2 separate regions of the Homo sapiens genome follow, and region 1 is linked to region 2. A link is a loop called in an ENCODE intact Hi-C map of the cell type or tissue named here. Cell type or tissue: psoas muscle. All regions are shown on one strand. Links, peaks and the distances in the headings refer to the core of each region. The heading gives the core; the rest is flanking DNA. Region 1 has its middle 100 kb from the start of VEPH1. Region 2 overlaps RSRC1 (arginine and serine rich coiled-coil 1).

The links. Peaks named below come from ENCODE experiments on the same cell type or tissue, not always from the same donor. Only the 100,000 strongest peaks of a DNase experiment are listed, where the experiment ranks them.
Region 1: a loop joins it to region 2, with 6 times the contacts of the local background. A loop is called at or near these places in 93 of 110 quality-filtered maps.

What each region holds. Positions count from the first base shown.
Region 1 is chr3:157,604,333-157,611,134 of GRCh38, forward strand. No RefSeq gene overlaps it. Among named protein-coding and RNA genes, the nearest start is that of VEPH1, 100 kb to the left of the region's middle. In psoas muscle, for the core only: a CTCF peak has its summit at 2,447 (motif pointing right); a DNase peak (open chromatin) is centred at 2,449.
Region 2 is chr3:158,430,947-158,437,748 of GRCh38, forward strand. All of the region lies in intron 6 of RSRC1 (arginine and serine rich coiled-coil 1), which reads left to right. Among named protein-coding and RNA genes, the nearest start is that of UC.134, 92 kb to the right of the region's middle. In psoas muscle, for the core only: a CTCF peak has its summit at 3,683; no DNase peak of the experiment used is centred there.

The sequences.
Region 1 (6,802 bases), core at 1,506-4,005, 830 kb before region 2:
TTGTAACATGTCAGCTCCATACCTGACATATAGGAAGGGCTCGATGATAGTAGTTACTATTATTTTTTAAAACTGCAGAATCAAATTTTCAAAAGACTGCAGACACTTAGTTCTTTCACTGTGAACTCCTGTCTTTCATCTCAGAGAAGTGCCATGTTAGAAGAGAAAGGCCACCATTGATGTCAATATCAATGTTTTAAAAACTTACTGTGTAATGCACTGCAGTGACATACCTAGCATATTTGATGCCTGGAGTGGATCATTTTTTAACATCCCTTCCTCTCTATGATAAAATTATTTTCAGTAATTATCACATAAGAATTAGTAATAATCATTATTTTCTCAAATTGTTCCTTCGTTTTAAAAACAAATAATTAACAATTTTATTAGAAAAGCAAAGTTCAATTTTAAATATATTCAAATTCAGTAAAACATTTCATGTACGAACTAAAATTTGCGCTTGCCAAACTAAAATATTATACCTTGAAGTTCAGAGTTTCCTTCTTCTAAATTTGAAACATAAAACCTCTGAGTGATTACACAGAAATGACAGAATTGGTGTAAATCAAGATCTTTGTGTCCTTGTTTCTACAATCACTGAGCTACCATCATTTTTGAATCTACCATTTAAACACAGGAAGAGATGATACCACCAGGGCTGGAGACAAAACCTTCAGGGGAACCAATAGGTCCATCAATTTCGAACCATTATACACTTGCTTTATACAAAACTCCTGAGGCTGAGTCCACTTCTGCTGAGGAGTGGAGTGGGGAAGGCACCTTGAATAACTGGGCATTCTTCAAATTGACTTCCTTAATAAAGAATACAATGTTTATTAAAGGATAAGTAATTAAAAACCAGGAGAATACATAGCTTACATATATTCTATTAAAACTCAATAGTAACCACAACAGTTCCCTGGAATTTAAACCAACAAGAGATTTTGGGGATAAAGTAATTTGATCACTGACATTGTTTAGAATTGTTGGCTTATGTTGATAATGAAAAGCAAATCAACCTTTTTTTTTTGAGACAGTGTCTCACTCTGTCACCCAGGCTAGAGTGCAGTGGCACGATCACAATTCACTGCAGCCTCCATCTCCTGTGCTCAAGCCATTCTTCCACCTCAGCCTCCCATATAGCTAGGACCACAGTCATGCACCATCACACCTGGATAATTTTTTAAAATTTCTGTAGAGATGGGGGTCTTGCAGTGTTGCCCAGGCTGGTCTTGAACTTCTGGGCTCAAACAAGCCTCATGCCTCGGGCTCCCAAAGTATTGGGATTACAGGTGTGAGATATTGCGCCTGGCTGCAAATAAACTTTTAGTCAGCTTTCCTATTGCTTTTAAATTCTTTACAGACAAAACACCTCTTACTTCCTACACCTGGTGCATCCTCCCTCTGTCCTGCCCTTGGCATTCTACCATTCCAGTTATTTCCTTCACCTGTGAATTTCCAGAATCTTCTGAATTCCCCACACCTAGTATAGCCCTTTCTACATAGTAGGTACTTAATGACTATTTGTTGAATTATGAATGCCAGCCATGCTACATTTTCTCATGCTCATTATTTTTAAAATGTCCAAGGGCAAGGATTTTTATCTGCATTTTACAATCAGTCTTTGAGATATTATATAACATGTCCAAATTCACACAGCTCATTAGTAGCAGAGCTGGGATTCGAACCGAGGTCTCTCTGGCTCATGTGCATTGAGCACACGTCCATGTACACAGCTTCTCATCTGTGCCATACTGCGCTGACACTTTTGACTACTGACTTCAGAATTTATAATGCATAATTAAAGAAGTACCCTTTGTGGGTACTATTCAAGCTTGTTTGCATCCTAAATGCAAGTTGGAAAAATATTTGGCACCAGTGACTGTCACATTCATTAGGCAACTTAAACCCATCTGCAGCTCTATTGATATTCATCAGCCCTGCTAAATCATTTACACCATCAGGAAATTAGTCTAGAATGACACTCCCTTTCAGAAAAAGGAACCAGGAAAATCCAGAGAGGCAAGAAGCTGAACCCTGATGGGAGGCGAATAATAGCAGGTAACTGCTCCAGGCCCCACTGCCAGGGGAACAAGGGAGTCGCTGTCATCCATAGGTTGGAGAAATAAAAACCCAGCCACAGTGGGATTTTCATTCATATGGCAACACAATCCAGTGCTTGGCAAGTCACTGAGCCTGCACAGCCAACCATCTGTTTCAAAGCCTCCTGCATTTTCCCATTCATGTAGCCATTTAATCTGCCCTTGGCAGGATTGAAAATAAAATTCGGGAGACTCGCTGAGAAATGCATGCCTCAGAGAAGCCCTGACTCAGATAAACCCAGACCTAGCACACCCTGGCCACTGCAGGAAGCTGCACAAAGTCCCTTCCAGCTCAGGGATCTTTTTCTAATCAGAAATTATCCCACACGCTGTCACCAGGGGGAGCCCCCACAGGAAGCTGCTGGCCTGCAAGAGCACTGCGGAGGGGCTCGGAGGACCTCAGAGCTTCTGACTCAGCCACCTTTGCTGTTGCAAAGGTTGAGACCAGGAGGGAGATTTGGGCCTTTTCCTTTTTCAGCTAGACGTGGCACGAATATGGGGAAATGAACAGTTGAGTTATCTTACCATATCTTCTATTTAAGGGCTCGGGAGTTAAGGGAACACCAGGTTGCAAATGTATTTTATAATGTCCACTTATAGACCAGACATCTTTTATTTTAAAAACTTTTTTTTTTAAAAAGTAAAAATTTGTCTAGAAATGCTCAGTCCCATGAAATGTCCTTGTGGCAGAGCTCAAATATGCATCCTACATAATTATAAATTAAAGGATTTGACGTTTTATAAATTCTCTGAAGTCAGTGGGTCCAGACCCAGAGGAGCATCCAAATGACCCAAGAACCTTTAAAAAACATAGGTGTGACTCAGCTGATATGAGTGGATGTCCAGGCAACTGTATTAGAAACTGATTTCAGAACAACTGCTTGAAAAGAGGCTCCATAACCCTATTTTATCTGCCTAAACCAGCAAGGGCTCTGAATTTCAGTTTGATGATGCCAAATAAAAGAGTTACTTGGTTCTTCTAAATAGACTTCTACCCCGGAATCTGTATTTCCCAGACTTGCTCGCTTTTACAGATTGTCTGGGAATTGGTTCTCAAACTTGACTGCACATCAACATCATCTACAGCTCCTTAAAAAGCCCCAGTGCCTAGGTGCCGCCCCCAGTGACTCTGATTTTATAGGTCTGCAATGGGACCTGGACATCAGGATATTTTAAAGCCCCACTGGCGGCTGTAATGTGCAGCACAATTTGAGAACCATTAATGGAGGGGGCTGTCAGAAGCACAGATGTCCAGGCCCCAAGCTAGACCCACGGAATCGGTGTCTTTAAAGAGGATCCAGGGTAACTGAATTTTTACCATGCATTACAAGTAGGCATTATGATCTGGCAAGTCTATGAACCAAAAGAAGCTCACATTTCTTTTTTGCAGGAGACCGTAGTCCTTCCCTGTCCCTGCAGTAGTGAGAGCAGTCATTTTGATAGAGCTGCGGTAGAGGAGGCCTGTGGCTGGTCTGGGGCCAACCTTGGGCTCCCACCCTCCCTCCTTCTGCCAACCATCTACACACATGTGGATGTTTCTATAAATCACTTCTGATCTGTGGTTCGTATTCAGGAAGTGTTCTGACTGCTTACCCATGTAATGATGGAGTGGAGGAAAGGTCTAATTTTGGAACAACAGTGGCTTAGGCAGCACCGTGTTCCCTGCAAGTTGAATTTCCTAAACACAGTCGCTCCACCACTCTGGCGGCTGCTCACCACAATTACACAGGCAGTTTAAGGCACTCTATCCATCACAGCAAATTACTGGCATGATCCACTCAAGAATCAGGCTGGACAGCCTTGCTGATGGCAATCTTTGCAGAACCTTCTTGATAACCAAGAGGAAGGCAAGGTGGGAGAGAGAGCTTTGCAGGTCAAGGCCATTGAATCAATTAACAAGAGCTCGCCCGATTCCAGCATGGCTTCCAATCTGACCGGGGAGACAAGATTTGTGAAAGCTGTTAGTACAGACAGCATCATACAAGAGTGTGAGTTCTTACCGCCTGGGTTTCACAGGTACAATAAAACCAGGGAAGGAAATTAACTTTTGTGGGATGTCTTACATAGTGCTAGGCTCTAACGTACATTGTTTTATGTAATTCACTCAACAGCCCCAGGATGCATCATTACTCTCATTTTGCAGATGAGGAAACTGAGGATCATTTTATCCAGATCACTCAGGTACATGGAGGCAGAGAGACACTTTCTCTGGGCCCCAAACCATTCCCCTTCCCGGTGGCTTAGGCCAGTTGAAACCCTACAGACGTTGGCCTCTGTTTCTTCAGAGATCAGCTCCCGGGGAGCCTGGGAAGCCAGGCAGGGAAGTCCGCTTTGACAGTAATAACTTGAGAAGGAGCTGCTGTGCTACTTCTCTGCAGGGCAGGACCAGGAAATGGAACTCCACTCCCCTGCCATGAACACAGAACACTGGCTCTTCTTGTCTGAAGCTCCTGGTTTGGTAAACTGGTAAGAAGATGCTCGTGCTGAACCCTTGTAACAGGAGTATCTTCCAAGCTAGAAAGGGCCTTCTCTTTCTGTTGCTGGGGTCTTTACAAATCTCAGCAAACAATGTCTTAAGACTCCTGACCTCATCCTTGGGTTCCTGGGTCTGTATTTTCTGGTAAGCACCCTATGATTTTAACCTTTGGTGATTCGTGGGTGCTGAGGTGGCTGAGGAAACTGTAGTGAGATAAAAGACATAGAGCTTTGTTTTAGGTTGGGCTCCCCAGAGGCCCACCATGAATCATGTATCTGGGCGTGGGGAGTTTAGGAAGCAATGCAAGGAGTATTGGTAAGAGAAGTTAGAAAGTGAGACAGAGAAGGGAAGAAAGAGAAGCCTATAAAGGGTACGTTCATTGTTAGGCAGTTTCCACTGTGGACAATTGGGGCTCAGTCCCACTGTGGACCTGGAGAAGACAGTGTAGATTATTGTATACACCTCTGATTTATCCCCATCCTTACCCAGGGGTGTGAGAGCTGTGGTATTGATCCTCCAATTCCCACCCATCATTGACTGAGGGCTGTTCCTGGGGAAAGGGAAACTAACTCCCTCTATGACATAAGCTCCAAGGACTAAGAGGCAACTCTCAGGCTGTTAGTGGGTCCTGACCACTAAATGAATAGTAGGAGGGACACAGCCAGGGCCTGAATCTACTCCAGGTTGGAGATGCTTATGCCATTCAGTGGCTCTGATGACACTGCCTTGAGGACATCTGGGCTCAAGGATAGCAAGGCTTAGACAGGGGTTGGCTGAGCAGAAGGAGGACAAGTAGCCACCGTCAGATCTGGCCCAGGCCTCAGACTCTGAAGGGGCCAAGGGGTCATTTGAAGGGGGCAGAAACTCACCCTATGCTTAGGGTTGACAGATAAAATACAGGCTGCCCAATTAAATCTGAATTTCAGATGAACAATGAGTGATTTTTAATTATAAGAACAGTGCACGCAATTATATGCTGTTCATCTGAAATTCAGATTTCATTGAGTATTCCATATTTTTATTTGTTAAGTCTGGCAATGCTACCTGTGCCCCCTCTCTGAGTTGGGAGTGGGTGTGGGCAGAGGCCACTCTGGTCTCTGGCATGCCAGAGTTTTTGACACAAAGCAGAGGGTAGAAGGCCGAAGGCAGCCTGAGTACATCTCCTCAGTTAGGTAAGGAGGGGCTGTGGCTGTGCAAAGGGAAGGGAATGAGGCTTCAAATAAGGAAAAATGTTGACCTTTGGAAATAGAGTTGCACAATCTACAAATAGCCTCTGGAGTTCGTGGTGTTGCTAATGGTTCTTTTTGGAATTCATATTTAACTGACACTTCTTGGATACCTACCATGTACAACCTTCTTCCTGATCACCGTGTCACTTCATCTTCATGACCGCTCTTGTTTATCCTTGAGGACAATGAAGTCTTTCAGAAGACAGCATTGTCCAAAGTGAACACATGAGCAGTTGAAACCCAATTTCTGGCCCCAAGTCCCAGGATCCTTTCTGTTGTAGCACAGCTGCTTCTAATGAGGGATGTCTGACCCCAAGTCCCATGTCCAACACTGCCATCGCTTGTTTATATCAAGTATAAGGCAGAGGCTTGGCTCAATCAGTATGATTTTTGGTCCATATGCAAATCTGATTTACGGTCAGTTTTTAGCTCACCAATGGATTGCCATCTAGGCCATTCCACAAATACAGAATACACCTGAACTGTATTCCTCATATTAATAAACAACACACATTTCTTTGAAAATATTGTCTCTGTGAGAAAACACACCCTGCATTTGAACTGAGAATGCAGGACCAACTCGCTCCTTGCATGAACCCTGTAAAAATGAAACTTTCTCCTTCCACAAAGTCAATCCAACCACCAATTCTTACAGGAAAGGGCTGAGGCTGTGGGGCCACTCCAGGTAAAGACTCTAGCCGGTGGGCTGGAGGATGAGATGCTTCCTCCTGGAGGTTGATATGATTTGGCTGTGTCCTCACCCAAATCTCATCTTGAATTGTAGTTCCCACAATCCCCATGTGTTGTGGAAGAGACCCAGTGGGAGGTAATTTAATAACGGGGGCGGTTACCCTTATGCTGCTCTTGTGATAGTGAATGCGTTCTCATGAGATTTGATGGTTTTATAAAGGGGGACTTTTCTCCCTTTTGCTCGCCACTTCTCCTTCCTGTCACAATGTGAAGGCTGTGTTTGCTTCCCCTTCTGCCATGATTGT
Region 2 (6,802 bases), core at 2,505-5,004:
GAGAGTCACCATATTTTATTTCCCTTTTAAAGAGTCACAAGACACATTAGCATATTGTAGATTCTGATGAGTTGTACAGTAAAGAAATAGCTTAATTTTGTCCAACTAAGTATTTTCCAAATATATTTGACCACAAAACCCTTTTAGCACCTCATTGTGTGGAACAGTTTGGGAAATACTGGTACAGCTATTTCCTGAAGCTAATCTTTAATAATTGTTTTACATTGCTAGAACACTGTGGTTTTGATAATAGCATTTAAAATCTTGATGTCATCAGCTTGGTATTCTGAGTAAATGTTTAAATAACTTAAAGATAAATCTCCACAAAATTAGATCTAACAAGGAACCTCTGTAATCTCCATCTTAACAGCTAACATAAATTTTCTATTCCAAATAATAAAAGGCAGCACACTCAAAGAACAAAGCATTTGAAACAACCCAGATTTTCTTTTTTTGAAAAAATTAATGGTAGATTTTAAAATGAAAATAAGTTATTTAGAAAGTTTTCTTTTCATTTATTCTGCCTATTTTTAAAATTAGACTAAGTTTCTCTATTAACTTTACCACAATACACTGCTTATAATGAAGACGTGTAGTACTAAAAAAAGTGGTGGCAATGAAAATTTCAAATAGAATATTTTTTATTTAATTGGTCCTATATTAAATCCTTTTGAGTTATTTCATTTTGTGGTATGTTGCTTAACAAGATTTCACATTAAATAAATATTTAAATATTGTGAATTTTAAATACCTCTTTGGGGAGAAATTCTGGTCATTCCTAATGTAGGTAAAATAGGATTTTCTAAATTGTTTAATACTGAGAATGTTGATTTTTAGGCATTAATTTCCCCTTATACATTTGTGTTATAACTTAAGTAAATTGTTTTGCCTCTGAAATATATCTTAGATGACCAAAAATAACATCACAAAACATGTTTGTTATATACTTAATTGTTTTGACCATAGAATTAATTTTAAAGTCAAAAGGGGCATTGCTTTTTCATCATTTCCAGTTCAGAATATTCAGCATGTCACAGATGTTCATGAATAATGTCCATTTAAAACTGTTGGCAAAGAGTGCTGGTGAGTTGGCTAGATGAATTAAATGTTGGGGGGATCTGACAGGCAGCACGCTGCTTTGTGATCATTCCAAAGTTCTAATAATCTCCCTCACCTTCTCTGCCTGCCACTAATGAAAGAGAATAGGTGATTGCACCTCCGGCTATGTTCTGCGCCTAATGACTCCTCCAAAGGCAGATTTATGAAGAAAAAATTAACTTTGAATGAGGATTGAATTGGCCCTGACAGTCTGATAGACTGTGACACAGATTCTGTGGCAAAACAGACGTAGCTCTAATTGATTATCAATATTTTAAGCAAAGTGATGAAAATAAGCATTAAGTGATGAGAAAGGCAGTCTTAATACAGTAGGCAGTAACCAGGACATAAGAGAGTCTATGGGGAGTTTTGCACTGATTGCTATTACTGAATTTTATCTGTCGATTTTTACCTTTGCTTCCTGGCAGCCATTGTCCCTCCTTGGTGTACTATTTTTTTTCCTCAAAAATCTATGACTAGAATGTTAATCTCACTGATAACACTGACAAAGCTATCTGCAGTCTCTTCCTCTGGAGAAGTTTGTTTAATATTTAACTCATTTTGAATTGAGGTTAGCTTTCGTAGTTTTGAAAGAACTGAGACTTTTTATGAAGATTTTAGATTAACAAATTTCATTCACATACTGTTTCTAAATTTAGTACTATCCATGAAATATAAACTAGCCTAAAATATTGCATATTGCATGTCACATATTTCTCATAATATCAGGCATTATATCCTTTACATAATTTGTAGCATTGACATCATTTGTAGCCTTCATCTTATGAATAAAATGAAGACATTTATCTAGAAATACTATATATATATACACACACAGAGTGAGTCTATGTATATATACTATAGTTACTTACAAAATATATTTTCAAACTAACAACAGAAATTCAACTTAGATAATTATATGTTCATGTGATGCTTCGTAAGTTAATTTAATAACACTTGAAATTGTTATATACCTTTTTCCTTATAAGTTATATTTAGTCCTCTATATTAAAACAGAGAAAAAAGATCACTTAAAAAATCAGTAGCAATTTCATTCAGTGTTAAAATTGATGAGCCAAGAACATACTATATAACATCACGTAATGCTGTGCTTGCTTACTATTAAATAGGTTTTAGATAAATTAGCTTATTTAACACAGAAACTATACGTATTTTTTCTTGTGGCAAAATACTCTGAATTATTAGTCATCAGTATTTATATTGTTTTGTGAAATTAATTTCAGCCAGAAATTGTGCAATTATTGAAAACTTGAAATTCTCCAGGTTACTTTGGAGAAAGTGAGTCATTTTTATTTTTCCAAAGGTCTCCCCAAGTAAGTTATTAGAGGCAAAAATAAGGTAATACAGAGATGCTACAGTACAATGCTTCTCAATCTTTCTCATGTCATGAAATGCAAAAGGATATATTTCGTTGGTACACCAGGTTAAACTGGTGAGGCTGCTCTTGGCCAAAGGCTACTGCTCTCAAACTCCAGCCACCTCAGACCCTGCCTGGTTGTCTGGAGGGCTGAGAGGATGATATTTTAGCACACATATTACTTAGTAGTAGCTAAATAGTTGGGAAGCTCTGAGTGTATTGCAGATAGAGAACTACATTTATAAAGCCCAGATTGAATAATAATGGTTTGAAAGTTAAATCTATCTAAAATCTGTCCAAATATCTAAAAACAATTCTAAAAATCATCCTATCTAGAAAGAGAAGAACAAATATATCTCTAGACATAATTTTTGTTAGATGGATTGCTGATCTTAATTGTATTTTCCACTTAATGTTGGTTGTAATATCTGCTAAGATTATTCAAATTTTAATCTTTGTTTTGACCCCTATTAAAGCAGAATATATATTTAAACTTTATTCTCTGAAAAATGTTAAATAAAATAAAGTTATCTCTTGGCAGAATAATATTGTCACTCATTCTTAGAGAGTCTAGAATGATTTTTTGAAACTCCAAAGACGTTAAAACTAATCAAATCCAGCTCTTAGTTGACTATTTAAGAAATAGCAGCTCAGATCACAATTAGATCACTGCTATGCTAAAACTAAAATCCAGTTTTCCCGATTCCGAGGCCATTCCCTTTCAGCTCTACTCTGTGATGTTTAAAAATCTTCATATGAGAACTTCCAAAATGTTATAAATTATAAAATTCACATATTCTTTTATAGCTGTAAGAAGTAATTTGCTAGCAATTTTCACTTATACATTAGGTGATGCTTTTAGGTAGGGTTTCAGTAAGGTAATGTCAATTTTTCTAATTCTTTATTTACAGTGTCTTCCCAAAAAAGCCTGACATTTTCTGTTTTAGTGTTCAAAATATCCAGTGAAAAAAAATGGAAAGCTATTCATCGTGCTGAAGTTTACTTTGTGCTAAAAATTATTTTATTATAAAGGAATTATATTCTAGTAAAAATAGATTAAGAAACATTCTAGTTTGGATAAGAATTCTACAAACACCGATATTGGGTACTTTGTCCTCTGTCATTCCATTTGTTAACATTCCAACAGACAGAAGAAGCAGACAGATACATTATTCTTTTTGCGCCACCTAGCGAAACTCGGGTGCTGTATATTTACCACACTATACCCAACTTGCAATGTGTGTTACACTTAGCTCCTGCTCATTACACCTGTAAGAAATTCACAAAAGAAAAAAAGAAAGCTCTAACCCCACTAACATTGACTTTTCATCATATTTTGGTAAATTTTTGAAGACTGAAATATTATTAGTAAAAATATGAATACTTATGCTCAATTCTGAAGGCATTGCCTTGAACAAAAGACATCACATGGGGGTAAAGTTTTTAATTATGCTCTTCCAGTTGTAAATACAAGATTTTACCAAATGAAAGTACATTCTGGAGTAACATTCAAAGTACTGAAAAGAGATGGGATGAAATTAGATTGAAGACTGTACAAAATATTTTAAGGATCTCAAACTCATTAAGTGTTTTTTATTTAATGAGGTTTTCTTTTATCATAAATCAAAAATATTGGTAAAATAACTTGTGCCACACTTATGCTTTGAAATGAAAATAGTAATGTTGTGTAATGCTAGACTGACTGATTTGTAGTTTGAAAGAACACTGTGTTAAAGCTTCTATTTATCTATTTTTTTAAAATTTGTGTTTCAAGTGTTTGAAGTGAAATCTCTTGCATTTTTTTTAATTAATACTACACAAGCATTCTGCTGCTTAACTTGTAGGTCTTAATTTTTAATAATATTAAATTTCAAGGTCATGCTTTCAGAATGCTGACACAAGATAAAATAATACTATTGTCAGTGTCATTGTTTTATGTTGATGTAATAAAAAGTACCTAATGTAAAAAAATAGAAAAAATAATTTATCCAGTAGGAGAAAATTGTTCCTTATGTATCTAAATTTGTTGTGTATGAGGAAATATAGGACTTGTGGTGGCTGTAACTATAGTTCTGAAGATTTTTATTTGATTTGACATATGATTACTCTGAAAATTCATAAGATTTACTGCTCTTAAATATGTGCTATAAAGATATAGATATAAATATATGTGCTATAAAGATAAAGATATATAATTTAAAGGTATATATTTACTTTCACTTTGAAAGTATATATTTCTAATTTTTAATATTGAATTATACCCTAAATGAATTTTTTAGTAAGGGAAGACTTTACGCTTAGAAAATTGTAGATAAGCATGTTTATACATGAGTGCAGATATATAAAACGTACATCTTCTAGTTAAAACATACATCTTTTAACTAGAAGATGAGGTTTTAACTTCTTTTAACTAGAAGATGTGTGTTTTATATATCCACACATATATCTTAAAAAGAGAAGTTTTGAGGAGTTATGCCAGATTTTATATCTGAATATTAATATTCATATGGCTAGAATGGAATGTACTAATTAATGTAATTTTTTGAGACACTGATAAATCTCAGAATGTCCTTTCTTGTCTTAAATGTTTCTAAAACATTTAAGTAACATGAACAGAATTAAATCTTTAATGTATTAACATTCCTCAGAGTCATCATTTTGTGAGTTAATTTTTACTTTAGTTCAATAAACATTTATCGAGGAGCTAATGAGCCATGTCTGATATGACACTATGCTAAAATCAGTAAGATATCGGACCTCAAGTAGTTGGCAGTCTAGTGGGGAAGAAAGACACTTGTTCAATTGGCTATAGTAGAAAAATACAGTTTTCTCAGACCTAAGAGGAGGAATTAATGTGGACTGAGATAATAGGGCAATGCATCATGGAGCAACAATTAGTGTTGTTGAATATTATGAGTGTAGATAAAGCAAGTATGAACTACAGAGCTAAATTTGTAGTTGTGACACAGCATCTCCAGAAACTTTAAAAATATATATATATATCTTCTCAAATTATAAAGTGAAAAAGATTCAGCAGTAGTCTGCTTAAAAGTACATGTGCCCACACGTGCATGCATGCACACATACATATATACACACCAGATTCTATACAATTTCTCGGAAATATTGGAGAAACCACTTTACATATACTTAGTACATATTTCCCTAAATGAAATTTTGTTGTAAGAAAAGGATTCATTACTAGAAATTTGTACATTGATTTTTTAAGTGTACAAATTATATCATAAATAGAACAGACACATGCATTTTAAACAATAATTACTATATTTAAAAGCTAATATCTATAAAGGTATATAGATAATATTGTATATTTTATATAAATACAATATGCTACCCTGGGCTATAATACTATTGTGAGTGGTTGGCATATATGAACTCATTCAACTTTTACAATAACCCTGTGGCTTATGATGGAAGTATTATTATCAATACAATTTCAGATGAGTTAACTAAGACACAGAGAGATTAAGATACTTGTTGCAGATCTCATAGCTAGTAATGGATAGAGCCAGGATTCAAACCGAGACAGTCTGGCTTCAGAATCCATTCTTTAAATATCTCTGCTATAATACCTCATAGTAATTCATTTTATGGCTAGATTAATAGATAATTCTATAGAAGAGGCCATATTGAAGAAACGTCTTCCAATTCTTTTTATAGATGTACACACACACAAAAAAAAAAACCTTTGGATGGGGATCTGAAGAATATACTATCCTACCAAATTCCCGGGGTAGTGTGTTATATGTAACCAGAAATCAGTATAAATAAGTAATATTTTGCTATTTGCTATTTTGATGGAATAAGTGTTTTCACCTATTATAGCTTATTTTCTCACAAGTATTTTATTTCCTTTTCTAAAATTGAAAATGGTTTAATAATGGTTAATTTAGTAAGCACACATTGGCACTGGGCTGAGTTTTGAGGAGGCAAATGTGAATAAGAAACAAATATGTTAAATAAATGGTTACAGTATAACTGGCAAACCGAATCCAGCAGCACCTCAAAAAGCTTATTGACCATGATCAAGTCAGCTTCATCCCTGGGATGCAAGGCTGGTTCAACATATGCAAATCAATAAACGGAATCCATCACATAAACAGAACCAGTGACAAAAACCACATAATTATCTCCATAGTGCAGAAAAGGCCTTCAATAAAATTCAACAGCTCTTCATGCTAAACACTCTCAGTACACTAGGTATTGATGGAACATATCTCAAAATAAAATAATAAGAGCTATTTATGACAAACTCACAGCCAATATCATACTGAACGGGCAAAAACTGGAAGCATTCCCTTTGAA